Regions from separate parts of the Homo sapiens genome. Here region 2 is linked to region 1. The links are chromatin contacts, found by Hi-C or POLR2A ChIA-PET in ENCODE. All regions are on one chromosome and are shown on one strand. The core of a region is the stretch at or near the end of the contact, and the rest is flanking DNA. Distances in the headings are between cores, read along the strand shown.

The links. Hi-C counts contacts between places; a loop is a spot of excess contacts on that map. ChIA-PET counts read pairs that join two places held with the same protein, here RNA polymerase II (POLR2A).
Region 2: a map of naive thymus-derived CD4-positive, alpha-beta T cell shows a loop between it and region 1 (4-fold over the local background). The contact joins the promoter of EPS8 here to the promoter of LINC01489 in region 1. A Hi-C loop is called at or near these places in 1 of 168 maps with a recorded cell type or tissue (naive thymus-derived CD4-positive, alpha-beta T cell). POLR2A ChIA-PET finds 5 or more read pairs at or near these places in 1 of 52 experiments (WTC11).

What each region holds. Positions count from the first base shown.
Region 1 is chr12:14,998,115-15,005,322 of GRCh38, forward strand. LINC01489 (long intergenic non-protein coding RNA 1489) reads left to right here and starts at 3,719. Exons shown (of 4, transcript NR_120466.1): 1 at 3,719-3,792; 2 at 4,821-4,921; 3 at 6,986-7,092.
Region 2 is chr12:15,785,255-15,792,801 of GRCh38, forward strand. EPS8 (EGFR pathway substrate 8, signaling adaptor) reads right to left here and starts at 4,134. Exons shown (of 21, transcript NM_004447.6): 1 at 3,907-4,134. RefSeq lists silencers at 3,202-3,281, 3,612-3,731, 3,992-4,341.

The DNA.
Region 1 (7,208 bases), core at 2,469-4,968:
ATTTGTGTTTTTCTTTCTGGAATTGTTTATAATCATCTTTTATCACTGGCGCTCTAAAATTTATAGTTTTTTAAATTCATCCTACTCAGCAATAAGTGGTCTCTTTTCTGGTGAAAACTTTTGTTTTTCTCAGTTTAGGGATTTTTTTCCCCTGCTGTTTCTTTAATAATATCCTCTCCTCCAATTTTTTCTGTTTTTTTTTCTGTCTGAGATTCTAAGTCAAGTGATGGTTTCTCTAGTTCTCTTGTGTTTTCTCTCATGTTCTATTTCTCCTTATCATTTTGCTCATATTTGGGGATATTTTTATGACTGTATTTTCCTATCATTCCATTGATTTTTTTGTGTCCTGTTTTTAGTCTCTTTACAGTTCTCTGCTTGCCCCATTTTCTTAGCACCCAGAAAGTTTATGAATGTAAAATATTTCTCAGTGCTTGAGTTCTCTTTTTTTCTCCTCCAGTCATTGTTTCTTTTTATCTTCTTTTTTTCTTAATGCTGCTGGTTTTTCTCACATGTCTAATCGTCTTCGGGTTTGTCTCTTCCTATTTAAGAATGAAGGATGGGGATCTGGTATAGGCATCTCCTCTGATATACTGGTGTCCAGTACTGATGTCCAGATAGGCTATTCCACCAAGCGGAAATTCTGGTAGGGAGCTTTGTTTACAAGGGGGGAGTTTGTGGAATGGCAAGTTTAGCTTTAAAATGAGAAAATGTGGAGGTGGCTGTCAGATGGGGTTCCCCCAAAAGTCAGAATGAGGTGACTTCACTCTGGAGTAGGCCAACATCCCATTTGAAGTCTTAATTCCCCAGATGGCTTACAATTGTAAGCAGTGAGGGAGGTGGAGAGAGAGGAATTTAACTGGCATACCTCTTCTCTGTTTATATATTCAATAAATCCTCCTGTTTCCAGGCTCCAGACCAATTCCTCCCTCCTGAGCCCAGAGCCCCTCTAGAATATTCTAGTTGGCAGATCATGGCATTCCAGTCCCCACTCAGCCCCCTCATGGAATATTCCAGGCTATAACTTCTTTGCTGTGGTCCATCACCGTACTCCCATCTGTTTTCTGTCTTGCAGTGATTTATTGAAATCTCTCCTCTACTGGTTACTCTTCCCCCCATCCCTGCTGTTTTCTTGACTTTATGTGTGTGTTTCTGAACTATTGCATTGTGTTCTGGGAAGCACAGGACATAAATGTCTGCACCCAATCCAGCATCTTGAACAACTTGACAGCTTTCTTTTGATGTTAAATTGTTCTATTTCATTAGTGCTCATATGGTTTTCCGATTCTCACAAAATGCTCTTTCCTTCATGTTCTTTATGATGTTGGTTTCATGTAATGGAAATTATTGTACATCTACTTTTTAGAGTAGGAATTTACAAAGGAAGTTGGAGACAGTTTCTGCTCCTTCCAATCAATAAATCAAGGGCTAACTGAGGACCTCCATCTGCTCTGGAATGTAATATGCACTTATTAAGTGCTGTACAAGAAGACCACAAGAATGAAGGGATCAGGAATGACTTTTGGGTAGCCAATCACTAATGTCTGCCCTATTATTTCATAAATTGGCAGCATACTTTGAGCAAATAAATTCTTAGTCTTACAGATTTTTCTCACAAGTGTTTGCCAAGGTAGTTCATTGATTGATATTCATTCGCTTATTTATTCAACAAATATATTAAGCCTTACTCTGAGTCAGGCACTATGCACAATGTTAAGTAATGAAAACATGGCCCATTCCCTTAAAGACCTTCCAGTTGAGCCAGATAAACTGGCACAAAGAAAGCCTGAATCATTCTGAGGTTGGAAGGGAGCCAGAGAAGGCACATTATCTGCCAGGCACTGTCTTAGGTTTTGGGAAACAAAGATGAAAGAAACTCTTAGTCCAGTGGAAAGAGACAGATAAGTGGGATAAGGGATCTGATAGAGGTACCTGTTGTCCTAGTTCTTCTATTACTACTTCAGGACTATGAACCAGGTTGAGGGAATCATTGCTTTTCTTATCCATTTTAAAGGAGAAATCAGCTGTTTTGTACATGTAGCATCTTAAGCAGCTCAAAGTTCAAAGCTCAGGCCTTCAGAAACAATATTATTTGTTATCTCTTCAGGCTTTCCTTAGGCTTTGGTACACACACACACACACACACACACACACACACGCACACATACTCTTTCCTCTACCTCTAGTTCTGTGTATCTGAAGGCACCATCCCTTCTTTCTTCACTTCACCTCTCAGATTTTTTCAATATATTTCCTTATGTCAAAATTATCTTTCATATTTTAAACTCACGAAGGAGTTTCACGACTTCTTCACCTAATGAATACACACCTAGATCTGATATTCAGTTGATACGGCCATATAGGTAGTTCAGATATTGATATTTAAATGACGGGTTAATAACTCCTGTCATGATCCCCCTAGGCATCCCCCATATCCCTTCAACTTAGCCTCTTCTCACAATTAGAAGTTAATGGGCTAATGCCTAACACTGCATCGGACTTCTAGGACCTCACCTATTTATTGCCCATGCCTTATTGATTATTAAACATATTTAATATCTCTTCTGAGCTATTCACTAAGTACAGAGTTTGCAAAACTCAAATGCCTCCAAAGGCAAGTAGGTGATGGAACTGAGTGAAGCCAGCTATGTGAAACCAGAGATTGTGCCACACTTGGGAAAGCATGCGTCACTTTAGAGGTCATTTACATACAGTGGCCAGTATTATTAGATTTTCAGAAAAGGAGTGAAAAATGTTTTAATGTTAGGTATAAGAAGGAACATACTGAGAAGTGTGGTTTTAAAAAATCCCCATCCCCAAATAATTAAAGCTTCTATCCACAGCATGATCATCATTTCAGTATACATAATCTGCAGCTGCTGCATGGCATTTAAATGAAGGATTAGTAAATGCATGCTACAGCCTCAGTTATTTTTCTAACATAGGTCACCACAAGAAATATGTACACAACAGGTTTGATTTATATCCTCAATATTTCAGTAGTTATGGTGCCTTGAAGAAGCAAAACAAATTGGAGTCAAGACATTTGTAATATTTATTTTGCCTAAAGTAAAAAATATGACAGAATTAGAATAACCATCATTTGAAATTATTTCATTCAGGCAACCAACTATACGCTAAGATACAAGTAGGTGATTTTCCCCTGAAGTTTGAAAAGAAGGACCAGTCTCTGAAACATGTCCTCTGGTTTTCTACTTCTCCCAAATATCTTCTCTTGCAAAGTTCATCATTAAAGCTCTTTGAGGATTATTTCAGACCCCTACATGCTATGTCTGGGACACAAGAACAGTCTTAAAGAGAATGTCCTGAAGCTCATCCACCTCAGTGTGCAGGGCTGGAGCTCATGTATATGTACTTTGGCTCTCACCAGAAGTGGTGAATCTTAGGGTTCTGGGTCTTATTGTTTTAAGAGATATGATGTGAGCCAGGCTGCTTAGTATGAACCACCGACAGATGAAATGATGGCTTATGAAAGAAAGTTAATGTAAAATATTAGCCCATGTGAGCTAGCATAATCAGTTGTTTTTATTAAAATGTTATGTGTTTGTTGCATTAGGAAAAGGAAGTGGATTGGATACCCCTTTGTTCCCACATATCTTCAGTCTTTTTACACTTAGCACTACCGGCTATTTTTAGCATGCTTGTTGTCTGCCTATCCTGTTACAACATCACCTCCACAAGGACAGGGAATTTGCCTGTGTTGTTCACTGTTATACCCACTCCACTTCCTAGGAAATGCCTAGAAATAGAAGGAACTCAGTAAATACTTCCTGGGTGAGTAAATACATGAGAAAATTATTTGTGTGCATGGATAGTTGCAAAGATCACTATGGCATAAGCAGAGGCTTCCCCACTCGGGTTACAGCAGTGCGGTTCTTTGTTTGCAAACTGCAGTTACCAGCTGAAGCATCTGCTGTGATTTTTTTTTTTAATCTACTTCAGTTTACTTGAAGGGTTTCCTAAGAAGACAGTGTGCTGGTTTATGAAGCTATTGTCTCTCTACTTCAAACCCACCTTTCCTTACTCAGCTTTATGGCACTGGGGCTGGGATGATAGGAAATAGAGTTTTGGCTGCCTGTGAGGCTTCTCTGAGAGGGAGGCACTGGATGCTTGCTGGAAGGCTAGAAAGGGAGGGAGGGAAGGAGAAGTCCCTGTTCCTGGCAGCGGCATCCGCCAGCAACAACCGCCCTCTCTTGGCAGCAGCAATTGGTCTGGTTCTAGTCTCCACCTTCTTTCTACACTTTTTCTGCAAAGTTACCCATAGCAGCCAGGCAGTGCCCTCTCCTCAGAGATCTGGTCCGAGTCTGACAATGGCTCTGCCGGGCATCTTCTCTGATTAGGGCAGCTTTCAGACAGCTGATTGCTCATTAGGAACACCTGGGACGGAACCGCAATTTCTTCCCTTTATTCTACCTTCTCTATTTAGCTTAGCCAATTCCTTATAACTGATTATAATTAATTTATAATACATTCCATCTGTTATAATATGCTTTCTAGTTTCCTGACCCGGACTCTGATGGATCATGTTCTTTATCCTACAGCTATGTGTGTTTCTGCAAATTCTATATTTCAAAGCTCTTAACAATTCACAAACTTGCAGGACTTCTTTTAATTTAATTTAAAATGATAGTGGGGTTTCTTTTAATTTAAAAATGTTTTTCTGTTGGTGGGTATTTAAACACATAAAACAAATAGAGATTTACACAAAATACAAATGCTCCAGTCTTACTTATCAATTTTTAACACATTTCCATCGGATTAATGTTCTCTTACTTTCAAACTCCCTCTTTTTAAAAATGCAGAACAGAAACCCCAATCGTTCATGAATTCTCAGAGCATCCCTTTCTGTGATAATAGAGTGGAGAAAAACTTCCTGTGGGTCTGCAATCCTATCCCCGCACAGGTAAAATACTTCTTTGTTTTTTCATGTGGAATATTTTGAGCAGTTTTCAGGATGTTCCAATCTCGACAGCCCACTCGCTTGTCCCTGTGGCGTCTGAGGGGATGCTGACACATGGAGTTTGAGAACCACACTTTAAGAAGTTGTTCTTTCCTGTGGGGCAGAATTAGGGCAGCTTTCCGACAGCTGATTGTTCATTAAGAACACCTGGGGTGGGACCAGAAGGAGGACAGAAAGTGCCATCTGAGATTGCAGAAATTCTCTTTAATTTCACAATTATGCCCATAGCAGGCTTTCTGTGGCAGAGTTGTTGACCTAAGGTTCAGAAGACAATCTGACTTGGCTAATGACAGCATTTTCTCATGATCTGCAAAACATGAAGAAATGATGCAGTGGGAAGGTTGAAGCCATCGGTATAGTGAGTTGCTTGACCTGCAGAGAAGTCATAAGTTCATTTATCTTCCTCTCAGCAATGACTTAAACTCCTGTCTATTGAGTGCCTCCGAGGCGCAAGACAGGATGCTAGGCACTTGATTCTTCACACACTTGTGGAGTAGGTATTATAATAAGAGCACTGATCACCAGTCTTGAGCTCATAATTAAATGCCCCACAACTAGAATGTGGTCGAGCTAGTCCTTAGTTAAATCTAGGGGTAAAGTCTGGTTGTTTTGACTTTTTTACCCTCCTTCCACCATAAAGCATAACATATTCTCACATGGAAACCTGCAGGGCAATTCCCCTGCTTTACATTAATGAGGGACAAATACGATTTGTGTCTTTTACTGTGTCTAATCTCCCACGGTTCTCACAGCTTCTTTTAAATTTATATGACTTTTCCATTTTCATAAAAAGATAGGATGCCGTTTCTTATCTTTTTGGATCAATGTTATGGTATCAGTATTGATTCTTAAAGAAGTCCTTTAGAGGTTCAGCTCTGAAGCTATTGATCATTCAAAAGTTCCTCCTTTATTTAATTTTCATGTCACTTCAGTCTTTGAAACTTTAGGTTTCACATTTCCTCTGTATGTAGCTTTCCAGTGGAAGACAGGGCTTTCTTTACTGTATTTCTAAAATTATGTAATTTGGGGGTACTTTATTTGGCAAACATGGATAGAATATTTATATGTTTGTGAACAATGTGCAATTCTTATCACAGTGTTACCTAAAATAGCTAACATAAAGAGTCTAATTTATAAATAAGAGAAATTGAAGCTTAGGGAGTTAACTGTTCAATGTAATTAAGTAGACTAACGGGTAGTAGAGCCGTGCCTCCAATCAAAGTCTATTCAAGGCCCAAAGCCTGTCCCCTAAACACTAACATCTGTCTGCCCCTCACATCCACTGTTTTCTCACCATCACTCAAAACTTGTCTCAGAGTGATGGCTTGCAGAGCACATGCCTGGTGCCCTGGTGTCCCCTGTTTGTTCACTCCAGGGCCGGTGGTACCATCTTGATGACCTCACATATCTGATCTAACTCTTTTGTAAGTGCTTATTTCTGTCACTCCAACTAGACAGGGGCTTTTCACTGTTTCATTCCAGCACTTGGCACAGTGAGTAGCACGTTGGTGTTTAACAAATATTTGTTAAGGAAATGGATGCATGATTCTGGGCTTGCCAAACATATGCTCAACTTTGCCTTCTGTGCCTACAACTACCTGGAGGAATTTCTGTCTGCTTCAACTACCAACAAATCTCTCTAAACAAGCAAATGGTGGTTGTCAAGTTGGTAATGGATATTTGTTGTTGATTAAGGTGATAAACTGAGGTAGAGAAATAACTTCTCTGATGATGTATAGGAGCAAAGAGAAATGCTCTTGAGTGGATACTTTTATAATTTTACATTTTACTGGGATTTTATTGGCTGTCTTATTTTGTTGCAAATGGCATAAACCCAACTCACACTAGCTTAGCAAAATGTATAGTTGTAACTTTGCAAGATGGAATATAGAGCCGGCTTCAGATCCTAATGTATCCCAGAGCCAAACAACCTTGTTTTGGTCTCTCTTTGTGTGTCCCTCCTTCTCTCTTTATTTACATGTGTTTCATACTGGGTTCATTTTGCAGAAAGGCTGTCACCATTTGACCAAAAGGGAGGACCAGGACAGAAGGACCATAAGTCAATGGTTTTCTTTAGTGTGCTGCCAGCAGAATCAGAATCACCTGGAAGCTGGGTGAGAATGCAAATTCTTGAGCCCTATCCAAGACCTACTGAATCAGAAACTCTGACACTAGGAACTAGGACTCTGTGTTTTCATAAGCCTTCCAGGTGGTTGTTGTGTACACTACA
Region 2 (7,547 bases), core at 2,884-5,383, 790 kb after region 1:
ATGAGTAGAAGCTGTGAGACTAAAAGCAAAAGGAATAGTACATAAACACTGTACTCTTGATGCTAAAGTTGTTTCCCATGGGAGCACAGGTTAACAATTCCAATGCTGCTATACATCTATGATAGAAATGAATGATTAAGCAAATGTATGGCAGATGGTGCAAACCAGGTTTCTTCTCACTGTTGGAGTAAGTTTACATATAAACAAAGGGAGAAGGCTAGAATGATACCTGTGGTAATGAATTAGCATTACAGATAAAATGTAAATTCATAGTTAAACATGGATACAAACTGTTACATAAAAATATGTACAGATATGTTCATATACACACATGTATTTCTTGCTTTGTCACATGAGAGAACCTAGAAGCAATGATACCACAGTAGCAACAAGCACACCTAGCACCCAGATCTTGGTTTCTAACACCATTCCCCAACAAAATGATCCAGATTCCTTGGAGAAATGACTGATTCTAGGACTGTGGCAAGATGTATACAGATGAACCTAGAGCATCTCATAATACCAGAAAGTAAGGAAATGCTTCCAAAAAAACAAAATTCACATTGATGGTAGTATGTCAAAGAGGCACTGGAGTCAAGCTGTAACAAAGTAGCATTGTATTATAACCCAAAATATTTAGATAGATAGATAGATTTTATATTTATATAATATATATATATCCATGAGTCCAGAACAAAATAAATATGATTGAGTAAATAAATACATGGGGGAGAAGAGACAAATCTCCCACGGAGAAAAATATCCAAATAATTTATATAGATTTCTACCATCAAAGGGGGAAGCATAACTCTCTACTCCTTAAGTATAGGCTATACACAGTTCCTTCCTTCTAAGAGCACAGCATGAAAAAGGTGGAGAAAAGTGGAAAAATCTGATAAACACTATCTCAGCCAGGTGATAAAGATGAGTATCACAGTGACAAATCATACTGATAGTATATACCCTTGATATGAGATGAAAATGGCACGTTACCTCTGTGATCTTTCTACCAAAAACCTATAATCACAGTCTAATCATGAGAAAAAACATTAGATGAATTCCAATGCAAATGTATTCTACAAAATACCTGACCAGTACTCCTCAAACATCATCAAAAACAAGGAAGTCTAACAAACTGTCACAGCCAAGAGGAGCCTAGGGAGACATTACGAGGAAATACATTTAGTGGTGTCCTGGATGGTAGGGTCCTGGAACAGAAAAAGGACATTAAAAACTAAGGAAATCTAAATAAAGTATAAACTTTGTTAATACTAATGTACTGATACTGGTTCATTAATAGTAACAAATACCAATAATACAAGATGTTAATAAGAGGGGAAGCTGGTATGGGGGTATATAGACACCGTATTTGTAGCTTTCCTGTAAATCCAAAACTTCTGAGAAATAAGGTCTATTTTTTTAAATCCCATTTAGGAATACATCTAGAAAATACTGAAAAGGTTGTAGTGAAGCACTGAAGACCCTTAAACTTTCTTGCATATATTCAACTTAAAATGTTTGCAACTATTCCAATGCAGAATTTTTCTTACAAAAATATTTTCAATCACTAACAGCTGCAAACAATTTCATGTAGTATTAATAATTCCCAGGAGGGATTTACTATAGCCAGAATACTTTAATTAAAATTCCACTTTTTCCCCCGACATACCTCTACAGATGTCCAAAAGTTTGTACCTTATCATTAACTTATGTTGTTTTGTGATGATCCGTGTAACTACCAAGTATGTTTCACACAACTCAGGAAAGCTGAGTTGTATATAAATATTACATAAATCAGTGTTAAAATATTCATCCAATAGAACTTCAAGTATTTAAAGAGACAACTTTTAAAAACCTATCATTTCCTATTCTGGATACTATGTTTTCTTATACAAACCTTGGTTCAAGTGACCTGCTGCAGAATTAAAAGAGGTATGTAAAAGAAGGGAGTAGAGAGAAGAATAAAAAGCAGTAGGGTAAAGGGTGTGAAACAGAGTGTAAGAAAATAACTAGGATTTGGAATGTAATAAACACAAAGTAGAGAGTAGCAAGCCTATGCCATAGCATAGAAAAGAACTGGTATCTGAAAAGAATCAGTATTGATAAAACCTTGAAAGCAGGAAAAAGCTAGAAATAAAAACAAAATAAATCTTTAAGTTTGATCACAAACAAGCAAAATATTCAAAATTAGACATTAGGTTCCTGACAGGAAACAAAAGAAACATCACCCTATTAAGAGTGGGGCTACTAACAGTATAAGTTAAATTACACTTACTGGAAATTACTATATAATATTCAATGACATTGGGAAGTGAAAAAAATTACAAAGAGAATGCACCAAGTCTTGTAAACAGCGGTTATCTCAGAATAGTAGAATTAAAAGCAAATTATATTTTCCTTCTTTTTTTTCTGCTATAAAGTGAATGACTTGTGGTGCAATCTTACAAAGTCTCAATCTGTGTATTCTGCAATAAAGGCATTATATTATCACTATTGCATTTGTGATACATTCTACCTTACCCTTTATGTGACAATTCTATACTGTTTTAACTGTCAAATTGTAAGTAAAAGTGTGAATTCGTGACCAAAAATTTTCCACACCAGCAACTTAAGAACTACAGCAATATGTTTAGAAAACTGCGATCCCAAACAAAAAATCTATACTAGGTGAGACAGGATGACATTGACTTTAATTCCAATAGACTCACTACCACATGACGTCCATTACTAGTGCTCACTTTCCAGAACCCAAGGAGCTGTGGAAGAATGGAGTCCTTTCAATGAAAATAAACTAGAGGCAATACACAACACAGTTACTTTGAGGGGCTTTTTCAATATAAAGAAGATTGCCCGGAATCCTAACTCTCCTATTTCCCAAAAATGACAAAGCCAAAAAGTCACACTCTTCACACATCTGAAATCAAGTTTTACCTGAACTCATCCTAACATATTAGCTCTTTTACCTATTCCCCTTACTATCTAAGGCAAGAAACCTTGAAAAGAGAAGCAGTAACACATTTCACTGAAACATATTTTGTAAAGGAGGATTCTAATTCCTAATCCTTCACCGCTCTAGATGTCTGCGGATTTCAAATCCTAACCACGGCGTCCTGCCCCCCGCGAGATTCCAACAGTACTACGGGCCCTATGGGAGGAGGAGGATTTGAGAAACACTGCCGGAGAACGGTCGGTGCAAAGATTTTGCAAACAGGTAGTCCTAGGAAGGAAAGTAAGAGTGAGAACATCGGAGAGGGCAGGGAGTACATGGGTGGGGAAACCCCTTTCAAATGCATGAACTGACCACAACCGGAGAAAGGCCGTCTGTCTTCCCAAAAGTAAAATGGTGAGTAAAGTGGAGCAAGCTAAGAAAGTCAACAGCCATTAGGCATTGACAACGATTCCGAAACAATTAGCTATGTTAATTCGAGGGGGTAAACGGGGGTGGGACCCTGCCCTAAAGGGTCATTTTGAAAAGAACCCCTCCCCATTTGAGGCGGGTTGGCAGAGCAGCGCACAAATCCCAAGTCTAACGTAATAAGCCGAGATCGGGATACTCGGTCTGCAGTCGCCCCACGGACCAGATGAGCGCAGGTGTATCTGCGGAAGCTCAGGTTACCATGAATATCACTGGGCCACGGCGAACCCTCCCTGCCCAGCCTCCCGGAGCCCTGGGCGCGGGTCTGCACGGGCCCCACAGCTTGCCCGGACCCGGCGAGCGGACGCCTCCGGCCGCAGCGCCCTACCGCACCTGGCTGCCAACACCAGTTGAAAGCAGTCAAAGTGAAGGGAGGCGGACGCGGCTCCTGGCACCGCTCCGATTCCAGCACACAAAGGCGGATTTTTAAAATCGAGAAAGTCAAAGCCGCCGGACCCCGGGACCGGCGCCTTTCGCCAAGGGGCTCTTACCTCGGATCCGCCCTCGGGGCCACGGCTTTCCCCGGAGACGCCGCGAGCCCAGACGAGGTGGGAGGGGACCGGGAGAAAGCCCCCCAATCTGATTCGCGCCCAGCCAGTCGTCCGCGAGCCGCGGAGCCGCCTTCTGCACCCAGCTAAAGAGCAGCGATCTCCGAGGCGAGCACAGCGCCGGCCTCGCGCCGGGCGAGACCGCCTCGCTAGCTGCTGCCTGTGAAGTCTGGAGCCGCCCGCCCGCTCGCAGCCAGTGCCAACCGCGCGCCGCGCATGCCCAGTGCCCGCGCGAGGAACGAGCGAGCGGGCGGGCGGGCGAGTGCGCGCCCCGCAGCCAGGAGCGAAATCCGCTATCCGGGTCTTGCCGGCAGCCGAGCCGCAGAGTTCTGGTCGACTCCAGCGCTTGAGGCGAAGTGGCCGGTGAGGCCGGGTGGGCGGGAGAGGGACCGGAGGAAAGGAGACGGGGCGCTGCGCCAAGTTATCAAGGCCGCGATCAAAGTCGGACCAAGGCAGCGAGTCGACAGCAGGTTTCCAGAAGTGCCCTAACAGGACTGACTAGCAGCCAGGAGGCGCAGGAAGGGGCAAAGAGCGTGTGGAGAGCTTCGCCCCCGGCGAGGATGGACGCCCCGGGCGGAGGGAGCGCTCGGGTTGCAACACCCAGTCTGGCTGCACAGCTCGTAACCCCTGCCCTTTGGCGGCAAACAAGACGCATCTAATGACCAGCCAGCCTTCGTCTTCCTCCTCTGATCATCGGACCTATTTTCCCCCTTTTGTCGCTCTCCTCTTTTTTTGTCTCTCCAACCCATGCGGTAAACTGGTGGTGCCCAAGGCCCTCCATCGGGTCCCTGAGAGTCTCCCAACTGCCGGTCCTTAGCGCCAGCCTGCAAGCCCAGACCCGCCTCGCCAGGCTGCCTGTGAGCCTATTTTTCATGTAGCTCTTGCCAAAAGCCCTGATGTGGTTTGAAGTAGTGGAGGCTTCTTTCACTTTGTGCCTCTCGTACCTTAACCAACCCTCATAACCTCCTCTCTGAGTAGCTCATGGAGCCTCTAAAAGAGAAGTCCATGTTCTCATAGACATTGTGTTTTCTCACTCTTAAAACTCCTCATTGTCATAGCTACTCCCCCAATCCCCCCATGCTGTCCTAACTTCGAAGTCAGTTGACTTCCAGAAGTCCACGAAAGCCTATAAATTAAACTTGGTTAAAAGAGATTGGACTTGCTTGCTTTGTGAAGCAAATAAAAGCACAGTCAGGGAGAAACGACGTAACATGCCAAGGTGGACATTCAAACCATTCTAAAAGTTGGAATCGATATAACGGCTAAGTCCAGTCCCCTATTTTAAGTGGGAATACTCTCTCCAATATTTCCACCAGACCACTATCCACTTGAACATTTCCAATGTTGTAAATTTCTATTTTTATCATTACATATAACCATGATTATTTGTTGAATATTTACCTATGCCAGGAACTGAGCAACTTACACACATTATTCCTAGTCCTTAAAATGAGATGGGCCTTATTATACCTATTAAACACATTAGGAAAATGAAACCCAGAAGTTTCCTTCTTTTTGCCAAAGCCAATGCTGACGCCAGAATTAACAACCAGGTCTGCTTAACACTATAGCCTGTATCATTTATGAACATCAAATCAACTTCCCTGATACTACTGGTCTTGGTTCTGCCCCTAGGAACAACACAATATGAATCTCATTCTTTATAGACACTGCAAGCCTTGAAATAGTAGGGGCAACTATTAAGTAACCAACAGATCTAATACATTTCTTCAAAAATTCTCTTTTAAGTGTTTTTCAAATAGCAGTGAGCTGCCATAATCACACTATTCACCTTGCTTTGAATGTGTTTTGATTTTCATTCTCCTCTCTAAATTGTGCACTGAGAATACAATATTCAAATACAGTGGGCCAAGAACTGAGTTCCAGTTCTCCAGCTGCTGATCAGCCACCCCTTTGATGCAAGCACACACTACCTAGATTCAAACAGAACACCCAAGTCTATTTCACATCAACTAAATTAAACCGTATCTTCCACCTTTCATAGTCTATACTTCTATGTATTTAAATCTTGATTTTTGTTTTATTCTTATTAAATTTTATCGTGTTTGTTTTAGGACACAATTTCAGATAAATACTAGTGATCACTTTTAACATTTGTAAATTTAATAAGTATGCCTTGTTTGGCTCCATTTACGTCTAGTAAGAAACAGTAACACAGAACGGGCTTTAAAAAGGCCTGTGATATTATAAAATATATATTTGGTCTTCATCCCATTTCCAGACATATAGCTCCTAAAATCCTTGAAATCTCCAAAGTGATGAACATCTTTTTGTATTTGAATGAATTGGCTGATGGCTGGGGGCTCCAGCATAGCTTCAGGATGGGGACTGGTCATAGGAAGGACCAAGGCATGATTAGTGTGTTGGAACCTTCAGCCCCACCCTCTAACTTCCGGGGCTGGTTAAGCTGATCACCAATGGCCCATGACTTGATCAATCATGCCTACGCAATAAAGCCTCCACAAAAAAAAAAAAAAAAAGAATGGGTTACATGCACTTCCAGAGAGGGGAACATGAATAACTAAACGGAGATTCCTGGATGGCGGTGCTCCCAGAGAGGGCATAAATCACCCTATGCATCTCTTCAACTGTATCCTCTGTAATATCCTTTATAAGAAAATGGTAAACATGTTTCCCTGAGTTCTGTGAGCAGGTCTAGCAAAATAACCAAACTCAAGGAGGGAGTCACGGGAACCCTAATTTCTAGTTGTTCAGCCAGAAGCACAAGTAAAGCCACCTGGGGCTTTTTTGTTTGGCATCTGAAGTCAGGGTAGTCTTGTGGGACTGAGCCCTCAACCTGTAGGATCTGACATTATCTCCAGGTAGATAGTTTCAGAATTGAATTGAAGACACCCAGCTTGTGTCTGCTGCAGGATTGATTGGTTGATTGCTGGTAGGGGAAATTCTTACACACTTCTTGGTAACCAGAGCTTACAGAAGTCTTCTATGTTGATTGTTGAATAAGAGAACAGAAAAAAACACTTAGGTTTGGGGTTTCTTTTCCCCTGTATCTTCAGACAGCCCACTGCCAAAATAGATCTCCAAGGTAACAGTCATTTATGAACCAACACTTTTCAAGCACTTTAGTCCATGCACCCATACCATAACCAACATGGAGTTCATGAAGGTTTTCTAGATGCTTTGCTGAAATAAAGATTTACTGTTTCTAGCATCCCCAAATCTACTGGTCCAAGAAACTCTTTCAAAAAAAAAAAGGAAGCTAGTTAAATAAGATCTGTTTTCAGATTAACCCATTCTGGTATTAGTGATCCCACTAAAACCATTGTTAATAATCTGGTTTATACTTTTGTTAAGAATCTATGTCAAACTTACCTATTTAGAGTATCACTATACACAAGTTTTTCCTTTTTGAAAATCTCATTAGTATATGTTGGCATTTGGGATGAAAATGATGTAGGAATGATGTAGAATGGAGATAGATACCTGGAGTGAATGGGGCATTCAAAATATGGTGCAGGCCAGGCTCATTGGCTCACATCTGTAATCCCAGCACTTTAGGAGGCCGAGGCCAAACGATCACCAGAGGACAGGAGTTGGAGATT